4 separate regions of the Homo sapiens genome follow, and regions 1, 2 and 4 are each linked to region 3. The links are chromatin contacts, found by Hi-C or POLR2A ChIA-PET in ENCODE. All regions are on one chromosome and are shown on one strand. Each heading gives the region's core, a stretch centred on a gene start or an enhancer-like site at or near the end of the contact. The rest is flanking DNA. Distances are from core to core; before and after follow the strand shown.

Evidence for each region. Hi-C counts contacts between places; a loop is a spot of excess contacts on that map. ChIA-PET counts read pairs that join two places held with the same protein, here RNA polymerase II (POLR2A). Pooled maps may share reads with other maps.
Region 1: a pooled map shows a loop between it and region 3 (10-fold over the local background). The contact joins the enhancer-like site here to the promoter of STK17A in region 3. A Hi-C loop is called at or near these places in 7 of 50 pooled maps. POLR2A ChIA-PET finds 5 or more read pairs at or near these places in 2 of 52 experiments (A673 and activated CD4-positive, alpha-beta T cell).
Region 2: a loop to region 3 is called in a pooled map, with 9 times the contacts of the local background. The contact joins the promoter of MYO1G here to the promoter of STK17A in region 3. A Hi-C loop is called at or near these places in 1 of 168 maps with a recorded cell type or tissue (sigmoid colon), 2 of 37 single-sample maps with no recorded cell type and 12 of 50 pooled maps. POLR2A ChIA-PET finds 5 or more read pairs at or near these places in 1 of 52 experiments (GM12878).
Region 4: a map of natural killer cell shows a loop between it and region 3 (6-fold over the local background). The contact joins the promoter of PURB here to the promoter of STK17A in region 3. A Hi-C loop is called at or near these places in 1 of 168 maps with a recorded cell type or tissue (natural killer cell) and 12 of 50 pooled maps. POLR2A ChIA-PET finds 5 or more read pairs at or near these places in 1 of 52 experiments (A673).

The regions. Positions count from the first base shown.
Region 1 is chr7:41,941,605-41,945,645 of GRCh38, forward strand. No RefSeq gene overlaps it. Among named protein-coding and RNA genes, the nearest start is that of INHBA, 240 kb to the left of the region's middle. Within about 2 kb of position 1,592, at least 7 of the 41 ENCODE cell types and tissues checked have a DNase peak (open chromatin) inside an H3K27ac peak, as active enhancers do.
Region 2 is chr7:44,977,047-44,981,156 of GRCh38, forward strand. It overlaps MYO1G (myosin IG), which reads right to left and starts at 1,969. Exons shown (of 22, transcript NM_033054.3): 1 at 1,821-1,969; 2 at 1-25. The coding sequence starts at 1,915. RefSeq lists a silencer at 1,912-2,001 and enhancers at 2,202-2,271, 2,302-2,351, 3,579-3,708.
Region 3 is chr7:43,580,521-43,584,381 of GRCh38, forward strand. STK17A (serine/threonine kinase 17a) reads left to right here and starts at 2,588. Exons shown (of 7, transcript NM_004760.3): 1 at 2,588-2,929. The coding sequence starts at 2,724. RefSeq lists a silencer at 2,208-2,987 and enhancers at 3,388-3,437, 3,568-3,677.
Region 4 is chr7:44,883,010-44,887,104 of GRCh38, forward strand. It overlaps PURB (purine rich element binding protein B), which reads right to left and starts at 2,521. Exons shown (of 1, transcript NM_033224.5): 1 at 1-2,521. The coding sequence starts at 2,339. The coding sequence ends at 1,401. RefSeq lists enhancers at 1,593-2,552, 2,701-2,950 and silencers at 2,011-2,060, 2,351-2,710.

The sequences.
Region 1 (4,041 bases), core at 342-2,841, 1.6 Mb before region 3:
GCTATTCCCTGTCACCCACTGACTCCGTGGAAGAGGACTCCCTCCCAGCTGAGTGTGTGACCCCAGGGCCCACTCTGCTTTCCGCTGGAGGCAGCCAGTGAGTGGTAGACGCATGGGATCTGCCTTCACACAGTCCAGGCTCTGTCACTGACCAGGCAGATAGCCTTGGACACCTGCCTGAACCTCTCTTCCCTTCCGCCCTTCAGATCCCTCATTTCCTCATTTTGGAGCCTCCTCTGGGGCACACGCTAAGACCTCTGGGCACATGGTCATCGCTATGACCAGCCCTGGCCCTCTCCTTTTGGGGGGCAATCAGTTACATGCTTCTTTTGGCACAGAGTTCATCTATATCCATGTTTGAAGTGATTGCCCGGACATGAATATAAGGGTCACTGCCTAACTCGCTGCAATAGTTAAAGGGAGTAACGAGAAGGGGGCCCTGCTGAGTGGTCTGGAGTGGGGTAAAATGAAAGGCAAACACACCGCCCTTGATGATTTAGACTCCTCTACAAGAGAGACTAATCTACTACATAGACTAGGACACATTCCACAGATGAGGAAACAGAGGCTCATAGAAAGTTCAACAACTGGCCGGGCGTGGTGGCTCACGCCGGTAATCCTAGCACTTTGGGAGCCTGAAGCAGGCGAATCACTTGAGGTCAGAAGTTTGAGACCAGCCTGGCCAACATGGTGAAACCCCATCTCTACTAAAACTACAAAAAAGTAGCTGGGCTTGGTGGGGGGCGCCTGTAATCCCAGCTACTCTGGAGGCTGAGGCAGGAGAATTGCTTGAGCCGGGGAGACGGAGGTTGCAGCGAGCGGAGATCGTGCCATTGCACACCAGCCTGGGGGACATAAGTGAGACTCTGTCAAAAAAAAAAAATTCAAAAGTTCAACAACTTGTGCAGAGCCACTTGCTACCCGAGGACCCGTGACTCAAGCACATCGGTGTGGTTTAAAGTCCACCCTGTGGCTCCTCTCACGCTCCTCCTACCTCCGGGTCAAGGGGCGCTGATGTAAGGCATTCCGCTTGTGCCTTTCAAAATAAACAACTGCTTTCAAAAGACAAACGGAATTATACATAGACTAGGACAGTTGAAAAAATGCTAGATTCTGTCCCCGCAGGGAAGTGGCCGACCCGATGTGTGGAGGGGCTGGGAGCTGCCATGCCCCGCACAACCCGGCGCACCCTGCGGGCTTCACGCGTGGGCTTCACGCGTGGGACTCGCAGGCTCAGTCTGCAGGGGCGCTGCTGTCACCGCACCCGCCTCCCCAGCTCAGGCAGCCCAGGACTCCCTCTGGCTTATATGTAGTAAAAAACAAAGGCAGTGTCTGGTTCAGATCCAAGAAAGCCACAGCAGTGGCCACAGAGATGTTTCTCCAAGTCTCATATTGATGAATCCCAAGCATATTTGAACTGTTTAATACCCCCATCTCCAAAGATGCTCTTTTTTAGCTAGTGTCCAATCCCTATATTACAGTTCCTAAACAAGAAACATTCCCCGTGCTGAATCCGCGTGGTTCTTTCCTCTTCAGCGCAGAGAACGGAGGTGGAGATGGGCTCCGGTGCTCCCGCTGAACAGGGACGGTGCGCAGTCATTCCCCGCCTGCACCACGCGGTGGCAGCAGCAGCATGGGCTGAAGGGGCTGTTGGACGCGTTTGCAGCTCCGCCCGCTGAGAAGCCACTATTAAATGCCCTGCAAACTGGGCATTAATCCCCAGGCCCTCCACAAGTGTGGTGAGGGGAGTGTGGAGGGAGGGAAGGAGGGCAGTGGACAGTCAAGTCTTGGAGATTGTGCCTGATGGCTGAGTGTTCTGGAATAGGCCTGTCCTTTCTCTCATTGACAGGGGGAGCTAGAGCTGGCAGGAGAGGGCCAGGAATTTTTCTCTTGCTGACACTTTGCAACAGGTCTGGCCTTTGGACCCAGAACCCCATAAGACCAGGCCTGTTCTTTTGCCTATGAGACTTCCTCGTTCACAGAAGCTATGACTTCTAGACCAGGCATCGTTGACTTCTGGCCTCCTCCCTCTTCTTCTAAAATTTTCTCCAAAAAGCACACCCACTGGCCCCCCTGGTGTGTCCCCTCCAGCTCTGGTCCTCCAGGGCAAAGCCCAGACTCCTTCATGGGGTGTTTGGGGCCTATGCACCTTCACCCCGAGTTTTCACTCCTGCCAGTGCCTTATGTACATCCTGTCAACCTCCTTCCTGACCCTCATCTACAGAGGTCCACTCTCCCACCTCATACTGTCTCTTGTACCTTCCTCTCCACCTCTTCCTCTTCTGAAAGGGCCCCTCCTTAGTCAGTGTTTAACTCATGTTCTTGGAACCCTTCCCTGATGTCTGAACTGTTAATTATAACCTGTGCCACTTCCCTGGTGCCTGCAAACACTGCAAGACTTAACTCATCTCCTGCTCACAATGATTCAGTCATCTGGACAGATGAGGACACTGAGGCACAGATACATAAACTTGCCTGAGGTCCCAGAGCTAAGGAAGAGGCAATCTTAAATTGTCATCTCTGAGTAAACTCACATATTCTCTGCCTTGGAACTCAGAGACTGGGATTTTGCCACTATGTTTCTCTGTGACTGATTATGACCCAAACAATGTCATAACATCTTTTTTTTTGAAACATAGTCTCACTCCGTCACTCAGGCTGGAGTTCAGTGGCACAATCTCAGCTCACTGCAACCTCTGCCTCCCGGGTCCAAGCGATTCTCCTGCCTCAGCCTCCTGAGTAGTTGAGATTACAGGTGCACCACCACGCCCGGCTAATTTTTATATTTTTAGTAGAGACGCAGTTTCACCATGTTGGCTAGGCTGGTCTCGTACTCCTAACCTCATGTGATCTTCCTATCTCAGCCTCTCAAAGTGCTCAGATTTACAGGTGTGCACAACCACTCTCAGCCAATGTTTGTATTTTTAGTACAGATGGGGTTTTACCATGTTGGCCAGGCTGGTTTCAAACTCCTGAGCTCAGGTGATCCACCCTCCTCGGCATCCCAAAGTGCTGGGATTAGAGGCTTGAGCCACTGTGCCTAACCCCAAACAGGGTCACACATCTTGATTCGCAAAACAAGGAATGTGGAGAAGTGGTGAGGGTTGGGATCCCTGTTCTTGCACTTGCTAGCTGAGTGATTTCAGAAAGGTAACACACACACTTTCTCTTTCTCTCTCTCTCCATTTTTAAAGTGGTGGTAATACTAGTAAGACTATTATGAGAATAGAGATTAGAGATATAATATAAATGTGTTCAGTTTACAGTTGAGTCTGTGAGTGCAGTATCCAGAAGTATTCCATAAAATGGAATACTCCTATAGCCAGGAACTCAGCATCAGTCACTGTAAATGCAAATACATGCAGCCGTACCCGGATGGCTCTGCGGTTTCTTTTCTTTTTCTTTTCTTTTTTTTTTTTTTTCTGAGATGGAGTCTCACTCTGTCACTCAGGCTGGAGTGCAGTGGCAAGATCTCAGCTCACTGCAAACTCTGCCTCCTGGGTTCACGCCATTCTCCTGCCTCAGCCTCCTGAGTAGCTGGGACTACAGGCGCCTGCCACCACGCCCTGCTAATTTTTTGTATTTTTAGTAGAGACGGCATTTCACTGTGTTGGCCAGGAGGGTCTCCATCTCCTGACCTCATGATCCACACGCCTCGGCCTCCCAAAGGCTCTGTGAGGTTTCTAAATAAACACTGTAACTCAGAAATATGTGTTTGGAGGTATTAAACTGCAGAGAATTGAAGGATGAAAACTTACCAAGAAATATTAGCTAGGGCCCTTTCTTTGACAATGTATCCCACATGAGGTTAAATCCCATAGCTGTGACCCACAAGGGGGCCCAAGAAGCCCCAACTCTCATTTCCAGAGAACACTCTCCTTCTGCAGACCCCATTTTCCTTCCGAGCTTGCAGCCTGATTTCAGGGTGTGTACTGGTTCACAGTGACCCCCAATCTGACACCCGCCACCCCACCTTATGCACAGGACTTACCTGCAACCCTCAATTGCACGATTCAACCCCACACTTCTGGCTGGGATGCT
Region 2 (4,110 bases), core at 719-3,218, 1.4 Mb after region 3:
GGTGTAGATGCGGCCCTTCTCGAACCTGGACACAGCAGGGGTAGGCCTCAGCACTCACAGGCTTACAGGCACCCACAGGCCTTTCGCCAGAGCCCATATCAGGGCCTGGCCCCAGTAGGCCAGCGCTCCCACCCTGACGGGCTGAGAGTGGAGAAGGAAGAAGGGGGCAGGTGTTGACCTTGCGTCTCCCTGGTGCCATCCTGGGTGAGCTGAGCCACTCAGAGACTGTCTCCATTGCGGCATAGAGTTTGGGGTCCACAGTGGTCTCCCCAGGGATCCCAAGGTCACTGGAAACATGACCACTCATTTTGCAAAGGAAACAGACTTGCCCAAGACTGCACTGGGTGCCGTGAGTCAGGGCTGGCTCCTGGGGTGAACCCCGCAGGGCAGATGGGGAGATGGGGTTGAGAAGTGACTGGGCTGGGAGGGGAAGGAGGGGCCTCCTCGGCTGTTTCCTGTCTCAAGGCCTGGGCGGGAACCCAGAGACAAAAGGGGACCCCACCCAGCCCCACCCAGATGACAGGGAGGGAGTTGATGTCGTTGTCTTTACACCCCCGACCCCCCAGCCTGTGGCCAGTGGCTGCTGCCTCTCCCCTGGCACAGCCTCAGACTTCTTGACCCTTTCCTTCACAAACCTGGTCCCCAGTGGGGGTGGATGTCTGCCCTTCTCTTGACCTTTCTGCCCCTGGGAGGAGGACTGGCAGGCCTGCCCCTCAGACCCATCTCCCCTTGGTGTGTGGTACCCACCCTTCCCTGGATGGCCCTGTCTCCCGGCAGCCTGTCCTGGGTGGGCCTGTCCTGAGGTTCCTCTTTCTCCACCACCTCTGACATGGGTTTTCCTGGGCCTAGCTCCCATCCTCCTACAAGCTGGGGATGAGGGCACAAGTCACCCACGTCTCCAGGGCTCAGTGTTCTCCTCATCAAAATAGAGAGGACAATGTTTCATAAGCTCATTTTATAAGAATGAGGTAGAACAATGTGCACAAAGTGCTTAGCTCACGTCCTGGCTAGCCCTCCTCTTTGAGCCAGGCTCGTGGTCTCTTGCCTTCGGTGCTTAGTGGGGATCCTGGTCCCCAAGCTCTCCCCAGGGAGCTTCCGGAGTACACAGCGAGTGGCCTTCTGCCCCTCCCTGGGAGTCCTGGCAGGAAGCCCAGCTGCCTGTATGGCCACCCTACTGTGCCATGCCCCTACCTCCCGGGCTTCTCCCTGCCCTCCACCTGCCCTCCTTGATGGTAAATTGGGCTCCAATATCACTTCTACCAACTGTGTCCTGTGATACTCCATGTACCCCAGGAGAATGTCACCTCAACTTGGTGGGAATGTTTGGACCCTAGGGTGGAGCCTGACTGCTTCATCTCAGTGTCCCCAGGGCTCAGGCCAGGCCCCATGGATGAGATGCATCGAGGGAGCATCAACAACTGGCTGGGAAGTGGCTGGAGGGAGGTGCCCCTGGTCCCTCCTGGAAAGATAGTGCCTGGTATGTATCTGTCCAAGAAGTGTCATGCCCTGGCCCCGTCGGGCAGGAAAGAAGGGGCAGAAGATGCCTGGACTGTGTGGGAGGCAGGGGTGGGTTGAGGTGGTGGGCAGCTCCGGTGCTGACTTGCCAGCCCTGACAGGGACAGTTGCCTCCTTGTCTGTTCCTGTCCCCTGGGGCCGTGCTTTGAGGCACTCATTTCAGCCCCATCTGGTCTGGGTGGGTGTGTGCCACTGCCCCCTCCCTTGGACAGCAGCGTGCCTTCCTCTTTCCCTCAGGTCTCTGCGAGGACGCAAGGTGGGAGACCCTGGAGGAGGGGAGCCACTGCCTCCTGCCCTGGGCCTACCTGAGCTGCAGGTTCCTCATGAAGTCCTCCATGGTCACTTGGTCCAAAAGCACAAAGTCAGGTTTGCCATACTCAGGGCCTTCCTCGTCCTCCATCCTGCCGGCTGGAAACACCTTGCCTCACCTTCCTGTGCCTGCTGGAAGGACAGTGAAGGAGAGGGGGAGGGAAGGCTAGGGGAGGCCCCACCGCCCCCGCCCTGCCCCACCAGCCTCCTCCAGTGCTGGTGTAAAGTAGGAAGTGGGTTCTAGTCCTGGGAGGGGCTGCCCTCCGCACTTGCCACTCCTTCCCCCTCGAGGTGCTCTAAACCCTGCTTCCTGTCCCTGCGCCCCACAAGGAGGCTGTGCCTAACGGTCTGACCCGTTTGCACGCCAGGGGCGAGGGGCCGGATGCTGGGTCCTCCCCGCTTTGGAGGGTTCTTCGCTGGCCTCCTTCGGAAGCTCCCCTCCACCCACAAGCAGGAGACAAGACTCCGTGGGTTGGCTTCCAACCCTGGCAGCACGTTAGAGTCACTTGTGGGACTTTAAAGAAAGATTTTTTGACGTGATCTTGGTTACCTGGCTGTGTGTGTCTCTCAAGTCAGAACTGAACACTAGATGCAATATACTGTATGTACATTGTACATTAATACAAAAATGAAAAAGGATCCTAATGCCCAGGCCTTTGGGGTGGGGGCAACAGCCTTCTTTGCAGTGTGAAGGCCACACTGGGGTGTAGACGAGCAAAGCTTCTTGTGTGACCTGCCAAGGGCCAGTGGTCCTAGCACTGCAATTCCCCACCCCAGCCACGGGGGAGGGACAGAGGACCCCAGAGCATCCTCTGCATGGGGCTGGCCTTCAGTGGGACCCCTGTGCCCCTAACTGTCCTCTGCCTTGTACTTGTGTCCAGCCGATCCCCCATAAACTGCAGTGAGGACCAGGAACATGCCTGGAGCCCTGTGGCCTCATCTCAGAGCTGCTGTCCCTGCACTTTGAAGATGAGGCAGCGCATTTGGGGAGCGGCTGCATTTAGGGAGTGGCCAAAATCTCCAGACACTGCATTCCTGACACTTAGTGCTCCTGGAAGAAGTGGGAGGGGTGCAGTTCTCTTAGCTTCCAGGCAGACTGGAAAAAGTTCTTTTTCATCCCAGGACAGACTGGGGCAGGTCACACCCATCCTCTAGGAACACTGGGGCGATTCTCTCATCAAAGGTCAAATGGATGCAGTTCTCTCTCATCCTACAAATAGACTGGTGACATTTCTCTTTCACCCCTTCCCTCATACAGGGAGGTCAAAGGGCAGACTCCAGAATTCCCAAACTTCAGTCATTCATGTGCTGCCTTTGAGATTTGTTGTACTCATAAGCACTAGTTTAACTATTGTCTTTCAGTCATCCCATTTTTTAAACTTTGAAGTAATGGATAGGCAAGTTAAGTTTATTTTTTTCTCTCGAATACCTTAAAGCAAATGCATTCCTGATAAAACTGAAAGTACTTATTCAAGTACCTAATAAAACTGAGTCACGCACCACTGCAATAAGGGGCCACTGGCCTGAAAAATCCCCAAATTTGTAAGTGGGCAGCCTCTGGCTCCACCCTGGGCCAGACCTGGGGCTCCTCTTGGGCAAATTCAAAGTCAGTCCTTCGGAACTCTGACAAGTGTGGCCTCCTCCCCACCCCCAGGCTCTTGGGCTGGTGCTTTTGAAGGGTTTCCCAAACCTACACTCAAGTCTGGGAATTCTCACCCAGACTCTTGCCAGCTCATCTGTCTTTTCAAGTTTCACTTCCCCAACCCCCAGGGAGTCAAGCCAACCAGTGGAACCAAGATGGCTGTATTCCAGTAAAACGTTAAGGACACCGAAATCTGAACTTCGCAAACTTTTCATCTGTCACGTAATCATACTATTTTGGGTATTTCCCCCACCACTAACCACTTAAAAATGTCAAGACCACTCTTAGCTCAGAGATTTGGCTGGTGGGAGGAGTTTGCCCGCCCTTGCTTTAGCTGCTGCTGGTTGCTGGGACCCTGGGCGTCCTTCCTTGGTAGTTTGCACAAATTTGCCATGCATTGCCTCATTTGATTCTCATGACACATGTAGGAGTTACTGTTATTTTCATTTTACATATATTAAAACCGAGGCTGAGATGACATCACTACAAAGGAAGTTCCCTCCTGGGTCAACAGACCTCTGGGCCCTTATAGCACTGAATTCAGTGGGTCCTACTCAAATCCCAGGGAAAAGTCGGTCAGTCAGAGTCACGGCCTGGTCCTCAGAAGGGAGGACAAATGGTAGCTCTATCTGCAGCTTCCCCAG
Region 3 (3,861 bases), core at 1,338-3,837:
TTGGGATTATATTCCATCTGCCTGAAAAACTCCTTTTGGAATTTCCTTTAATGTAAATCAGCTGATGATCTTAGTGTTTCTTGGTTATAAAACTGGCTGTATTTTATTTTCAATTTTGAAGATCATTTTTACTGGGTATATAATATAGGTTGATAGGTAATTTCTCCTAGCGCTTTGAAAACATTTGAAGGTGTTTAGGCTTCCATTGGTTCTTTGAGAATAAGCTTTTAATTTTATTGTTGCTCATTTGCAGATTATATCTCTGTTTTCTTTGCTGATTTTAAACCTTTTCTTTTTGATTTTGTTTCTCAGTAGTTTACAATGTGCCTAGACATGGTTTTCTTTGCTTGAAATCCTGCTCTATGTTCATAATGTTTCTTGACTCTGAGAATTGTTGTTCATTAGTTTTAAAAAATTTCCAGCCGTTATCTTTTCAAATACTGCTTCTTTTCCTTTTTTCTCTCACCTCTCTTCCTGATATTCCAATTACGTGTGTGTTAGAATGTTTTACCACATATCACATGTGTCATAGTCTCCTTTCTGAGACCTTATCTCTTTTATAGAAAGTTCTTTCATATCTCTTGTATGTCATTTTTCATATTTTGTTTTGCTTATTAGCTTCACTAATTCTTGCTTAAGTTGTATCTCATCTGTTATTAAGCCCATAATTCTGTAGTAGTTTTAGTTAGTGTGTTTTTTTCTCCAATTCCAAAATTCCATTGTATTCTTCTTTGGAGTTTCCAGTTCTCTGCTGAAAACTCTTTATCTTGCAATTTAATTTCTTGAAGATATTTAACAGAATTATTTTAAAATCTGTCTTTAAACTTTAATATCTGGATCTTCTGTGTGTTTATTTCTGTTTTCTTTTTCCCTTAGTTTTTAAGACAATTCTGTGTCCTTTGTTTAAATTAAGTTTCAGACATGGTGTATAAAATATTATATGGGTAATGTGTTGCTCTGAATGATGCTTTTTTTCCCCAGAGAGAATATTTACTGTTGCCATTTGAAGCTGGTTTTCAGCCCTTGGGTCTATTTCCCGTTCATCCACACCCCTAGGGTATAGCTCTTCGGAGTCCCAGCTGAAAGCCTAGTTGCTTACCAGCCCCTCATCATAAATAGGTCCTAAACTCCAATTTTTTTTTTGTCTCCCCAACCCCATGAGATGACTGAAAGCTCTGCTTACTTTCTCACTCTTTCAGCCATGGCTTTAAAATCATCAAATACCTCATGGGAAAAGTGGTGGCTTTCTGAGCTGCCTATCTTTCCAGGATTTCAGTCATCCAAGTCCTTGCTGGGAGAGGAAATTTTTAACTTTTGTCAACTTTTCTATTTTTTCTTAGTGAGAATATTGAACACAAATAAACTAGTATATCAGTGCCAGAAGCAAAACTCCACTGAGACAGTCTGAGTAGAGCAGTGGTGTGATTTGGTTTCGATTTTTAAAAGATCACTCTCATTGCCTTGAAAATGAACTATGCGACATTAGGGAGAAAGAAGGATGGAAGCAGGTGGTCCAGTTAGTAAACTATCACAATAATCCAGGTAAGAGATAACGATGGCTCAGGCCATGGTGGTAAGGTGGAAATAGAGAGAAGTGATCAAACGCCGCATCTAGTTTGAAGGAAAAGACAAGAGGGTTTACTGACAAACTGGAGATGAGCATGAGAGAGGAATCAATGCTCATCCCAAGATTTTTGGCCTGAACAGCTAGAAGGAAGGAGATGAAGAAAACTGAGACGGGGAAAGCTGGGTAGGAGTGCATTCATGAAGACCAATCAGCAACTTACTTTTGTGTATGTTAAGTCTGAGATGCTAATTTGACATGTAAGTGGAGATGCCAAATGCATAGTCAAATACACCAGTCTGAAGTTCAGGGAATATTTGGAAGCTAGAGATACAAATTCTGTAGTCATGAGCATATAGATGGTAATTAAAGTCGTAAGACCGGATGAGAGGACCTCGAAAGTAAATATAGAGACGACTACAGACAATATAATAGTGTCTATTTCATAGGGCCGGTGTGCAGGGTTAATAATATTTATACAACTCTGCCTCCAGACCCCTCTCCCAGTGTACGGAGATCAGGATCTCATCACCCCTCCCCACCACGTGAAGTCCTGCTTACAGCTCAAATGCCTTTTATTAACCGAAGTGCCTCCAGACCCCTCCCCTCCTCACCACGTGAAGTCCCGCTTACAGCTCAAATGCCTTTTATTAACCGAAGGTCAGCTTTTGTGACTCTCAGACGCTCAACAGGTGCGCAACTCTGCTAACGCAGTAGGCTGTCCTGGCCAAAGGGTGGTGCTGTGAGTCGCCTCCAGCCTCCGGGCCGTCCCGAAAGCTGCACCTTCTCCCCCTGAGCTGCAGAGGGCGCGCGTGAGGCATCGGGCGCTCAGGACCCCGCGGGAGCTCAGCGAGGGGGCGGGCGGCCACGGAGTGAGGCCGGGGCGGGGTCGGGCGCGGGGCGGACGTGGGGAGGGGTTGGCCGGGGCCAGAAGCAGGGTGCAGGGCAGGCGCGGGGCGGTCACGGGGGCGGGGCCGGTCGCGGGGCGCGGGGCGGGCCCGAGCTACCGGTAGTCTGCCTGCCGCAGTCCGAGCGCCGCGCTGGGGAGAGCGGGTGTTTGAAGGCTCCGCGGACCGGCACTAGGAGCCGGGGGCGGGTCCGTGACCCTCCGGCTGCTCGGAGTGAACAGGCGGCCAGGAAAGAAGCGGGCCTGAACACCATGATCCCTTTGGAGAAGCCAGGCAGCGGCGGCTCCTCCCCAGGCGCCACCTCAGGCTCGGGCCGGGCAGGCCGGGGTCTGAGCGGGCCGTGCCGGCCGCCGCCGCCGCCCCAGGCCCGCGGGCTGCTGACAGAGATACGCGCCGTGGTGCGCACCGAGCCCTTCCAGGACGGCTACAGCCTGTGCCCGGGCCGGGAGCTGGGCAGGTGAGGACGGGCGGGGCCCGGCGCGGAACCTTCCCGGACGCGCGGGGCGGGACGTGGGCGCCGATAAGTGCCGGCGCCGCGGCGGCGAGGCTGAAGTGGCGTTGCTGCTGCCGATAACGCGCGTTGTGACTTGGCACAAACTTGGGTGCCGACGGCAAGTAGGGCAGCCGAGTCGCACCAGCGCCCCCTCCACGCGCCGCGCCCAGCAAGCGAGTGGTGGTAACTCGATGGCGGTCCCGGAGGCGCGGACACTTTCCTCAGCCCTTTCGTTCTCTGTGGCGTTTCGAATGGCTATTTAACGAGAGAAGGTGCGGGCCGCGCTCTGCCTTTCACCCCGAGCAGCGGGTCTGAAAACCAGAGGTCTGTGGAGCCGACTTTGCATTTTTCCTTCAACTCTTGCGACTTTCTTGGTCTGCCTGTGTGGTTTTAATAAAATACAGCATCCGTTGTGACCGCTTCCTTTGCACCGGCGCTCTGTTACCTTGTGTCGGTCTTCTGCTGAATTCATTTTCGTTTTCTTGGTTGGTTTTCTGCCGTTTTAGTTCTAAAGCATTTAGGTCCCTTTGCTTCGAGTTTAGATTGGTTTCTTTCGTGGGCGCTTGGCCCTTTTCTCGCTTTTTACTTTGCTGGGAACCGATTCTTGCCTTCTCCCCCCACCCCACGCTAGCCCACCCTTTTTTTGTGGGAGTAGAGAGAGCTTACAACTTGGTCTGTAAAGTTGCAGGTGCAGGCTGTTCGGATGCTTTACATTTTGTATGCTGAAGAGGGGTGATCGAGTGATTTTTGTGGGGTTTGGCGACTCTTCCTTGAGAACAGTTTGAAGAAGTTGTTAAATACTCTGGCTTTGGGGGCAGACCTGAGTTCATATTCGTGCCCTTCTTGCTGTGTTTGCCTTTGGAGGGGTTAGACTCTCCAGCCTCACTTTCCTCATC
Region 4 (4,095 bases), core at 1,271-3,770, 1.3 Mb after region 3:
GATGGTATAAAAATGCTTCCAGGATATAGTCAGCATATTCACGTTCACTTCAGTTCCATTCACAGATGGATTTCAGCTTCCACCGGGTGCACTGCTTGAATCACTCATCCATCATTTGCCAACTCTGATTGTGAGGTACTGATACAATGGATCAAGTTCTTAAAAATTTTAAAAGAATAAATGATGCTGGAATTCTGGACCTGAGGATCTTTAGTATTTGAACAAATCCACAGATTAAACTGAAGGTAAATTAAGACTTCAGTTTTGGTTATTTCCAACTTTTCTGTGAGGATGTATATCCATTAAAGCTCAGGCTTATAGCCACACTGTTACTTTTGTAGGTAATCTTCAAGTTTTATGGTTTAAAATCCAGCCAACCAGTGGCTGTAACAGCCGAATTAGCCATAATTCACTGGCTCACACAGTGGAGATCTGGCTCTCATTCATACCAAAGCATTTCTTGGTAATGACCTCCATATTTAGAGATCAGGGGAACAACTTTAGTGAGCAGCAACCAATCCACTCAAACAGTCTGCCTTGTGCTTTATGCCTGACTTTTTCTTGTGCCTACCTCAGCAACCCCCAATGTAAAACTGCTTTTATCTTTGAAAATTTTTTGTCAACTTTGAAACTATTTTAGTAACGGATTCTACTCCAAGCATTGCTATCTGAATCCACTGGCATCCTGGAAAACAATTCTGCGAAGAAAAGACATTTGCCTTGGTCCAGGTTCCATGCAAAACCATTTTTTTAAAAAAATGGATCCAATTTGGTTCTGTATTCTTAGATGGCTTCTTGAAATCTTATCTTTAACCTGTTCATGATTATCCCAAGTTGCATTTCTTTTCGTGAACCTGAACCCTCAGAACTGGGTAATTGTAAAGGCCTCTCTTCTCAAGGATTCCATGAAGACCTAGATCCAAAATGCTGATTTCAATGGAGGTGAAGGGATAGACACCGCAACAGTGAGGCCTAGAGAGATCTTTTATGCCAGATTACCCAGGTGCAACCTAAATGCAACTGTTATCAATGGTCTGGGTAACTTGGACATGTTTCTTGCCCTGGATGTGCAAGGATCTATTCCCTCCAGGGATTATCCTGATGGGTTTACGAACCTCAGTTGAGAAACAACAGAAGCTGAGACAATTTTACGCAGGTGAGGAGATGCTGTTTTCCTCTTTGCAGGTTGCTGTCAGTTCCTTGGAACTTGACTGCTTTTCTCAAGTTGTCCGTCACTGTTCTCTTACGATTATTTCTCTTAACTGTGTTACGTTTTGTTTTTTCCCTCTGCGGCCTCCCTTGCTCCCTCTCCACTAGCTCACTGGGGATGAGCAGGAAAGGGAATTCTCTAGCCAAGGGGATGGTGGTTGGGTGGAGGCCTGTAGGGGAAGCTGCCCGTTTCAATCCTCATCCACCTCCTCACCCTCTGACTCTTCGCCGCCGCCGCTGCCCCCACCACGTCGCTCATAAAGCTTATCCCTCTGTCGTTCCTGGATTTCTTTCATCTCATCCGCATACCGGCAAAAGGCGCCTCCGAACTTGCCCCAGGCTTTGAAGGGTACGGTGATGGCATTGCGGTAGGACGGCTTCACCTCGCTCACTCGCAGAAACACCCCGTATTTGTTGCAGCCCACATCGAAGAAGAAGCGCTTGGAGTCCACGGTGATGGAGGTGCCCTCCGGGAGCTCTCCATACAGGCCGCCCCCTGGGCCCCCGGCGCCGCCTCCCGGGCCGCCTGCCAGCTCGTCGTCCTCGCCTCCGTAGTCGTCTATGAGCTTCGCCAGCGCGTCGCGGAACTCGATGAGGCCCTGCGCAGGCAGCGCGATGGTCTGGCCGCTCTGCAAGCCGCCCGGCCCGGGGCCCGCGCCGAAGCCGCCACCGCCGCGGTTGACCGTTTGGCGGATGCGCAGGAAGCGGCCGCGCTGGTTCTCCTTGAGGTCCAGGTAGTACTTGCGGTTCTCACGCACCAAGAATTCGCTCTTGAGCGCGCGCCGCGGCCCGCCGCCCTCCTCGGCGCCAGCCGCCAGCTGCTCGGGGCTGCTAGGGCCCAGCTGCGCGTAGTGTTCTATGAAGTCGCCCAGCGAGTCGCGGAACTCGGCGGCCACCGCCATGGACAGCGTGAGGCGGCTCTTGGAACCGCCCGCGCCCACCTCGGCGATCTTGAGGAAGCGGCCCTTGGCGTTCTGCTTCACATCTAAGTAGAAGCGCTTGTTCTGGATGTCCAGCCGCTTCGAGGCCAGCTCCTGCGTCTCTTGCTCGCCGCCGCCGCGGGACGCGGGCTGGAACCCGCACGGCCCACCGCCGCCGCCGCGCTCGCTGCCGCTGTCGCCGTCCGCCATCTTCTAGGCCGCCGCCTCGCCGCCACCGCCCGCCGCGCTCGCGCCCCCGCCCTCCGGCTCGCGCTCCGGGGCCCCCCAGCCTCGCCCGCCCGGCTCGCTCACGCGCTCCCGCCGCTCATCGCCGGCCGCCGCCGCCCCCCCATCGCCTCCGCGCCCCGCCCCCGCGACTTCCGTGCAGCCCTAGCCACTTCCGGCGCGCGATTTCCCGTGAAGTCACTCCGTCCCGCCCTCCGCGGCCTCGCGGCCGGAAGCGCCGCGGCGGCGTGGCGCAGAGGGGTGACGTCAGGGGCCGCGCCGGGCGGGCGGCAAGCTGAGAGTAGGCTAGTGTTACTGCTCGGTTTCTAGCCCTGGGGACTTGCCAGCCTTAGCGTGACTCAGCCGCCCGCTGCGTCTGTCTACGCGCCTCTTCCCGTGACACTTTTACTTTAGACTCCGGTGTCGTCCACTTCCCTCCTTCTCGCTTCCGGGGCGTTAGCTGAGCATACTCAGGCCCCAGCCTGCTCGCGCTGGTTGTGTGCTGGGAACAGAGTTCCAGTCTATACACTGGCGACCGGGGGGAGGGAGATCCTTTGGAGCACTCGGAAGCGGGTTCTGACCAGCCTGTGGGGTTCCCTAGAGGAGGCATGAGCTGACTCTGAAGGGCAAACTGCAGTTGGCCTGGCAACTCTGGAGAAGAGCCACCCAGCATAGGAGACGGCAGTGCAGAGGCACCCAGGGCCTGATGCTGGGAGCTCAGAGCAGCTGGGGGTGTGTATGCCTGAAGAATGGTCGTAGATGACACTGGAGGGTGGATTAGATCAAGGAAAGCCATTTGCAGTGCGGGAGAGTTAGTGCCTACCCCAGAGTCTGGAGCCACCGTATGTGATCAGGTTCACATTTTGGAAAGATCACTGTGGGAACAATATAGAAAGAAGATGATTTAGGATGAGGTTAGATTTGGGATCCAGAGATCAGTTAACTGTCCCCACAGTTAGCCATATTAAAGTGGTTAAGGAAATTGACTGCCAATCTTTAGTTTCTTTATCAATAAAATGAATAATTCCTATGAGGTCTTTTTGTTGTAAGCATTGAGGTGTAACAAGAGGCAGAATTGGAATAGTGTTAAAAAGTGTAGGCTCTGCAACTGCACTGGGTTTGAATCTGTGACCTTGACCAGTTACTTGATTTTCCAAAGCCAAAATGTCCTCATCCTTAAATTTTTTTTTTTTTTTTTTTGAGTCTTGCTCTGTCACCCAGGCTGGAGTGCAGTGGCGTGATTTTAGCTCATTACACCCTCCACCTCCCGGGTTCAAGCAATTCTCCTACCTCAGCCTCCTGAGTAGCTGGGATTACAGGCAACCGCCACCACACCCGGCTAATTTTTGTATTTTTAGTAGAGATGGGGTTCCACAATGTTGGCCAGGCTGGTCTTGAACTCCTGACCTCAGGTGATCTGCCCGCCTCAGCCTCCCAAAGTGCTGGGATTACAGATGTGAGCCACCACACCCAGCCTAAATGTAGTTATTCATAGATAGTGAATCCAACAATGGACTTGTAAAGAACACAAATAATAGATAACCCAATATAAAAGGTGAAAGATTTTAACAGACACTTCGTCAAAAAAGCCAGTAAGCACATGAAACAGTGCTCAACATTATTCATCATTAGGGAAATATAAATTAAAGTCAGAATGAAATACCAACTAGAATGGCTAAAATTAAAAAATGTAACATCAAGTGTTGAGAAGGATGTGAAGAAACTGGAACTCATACATTGC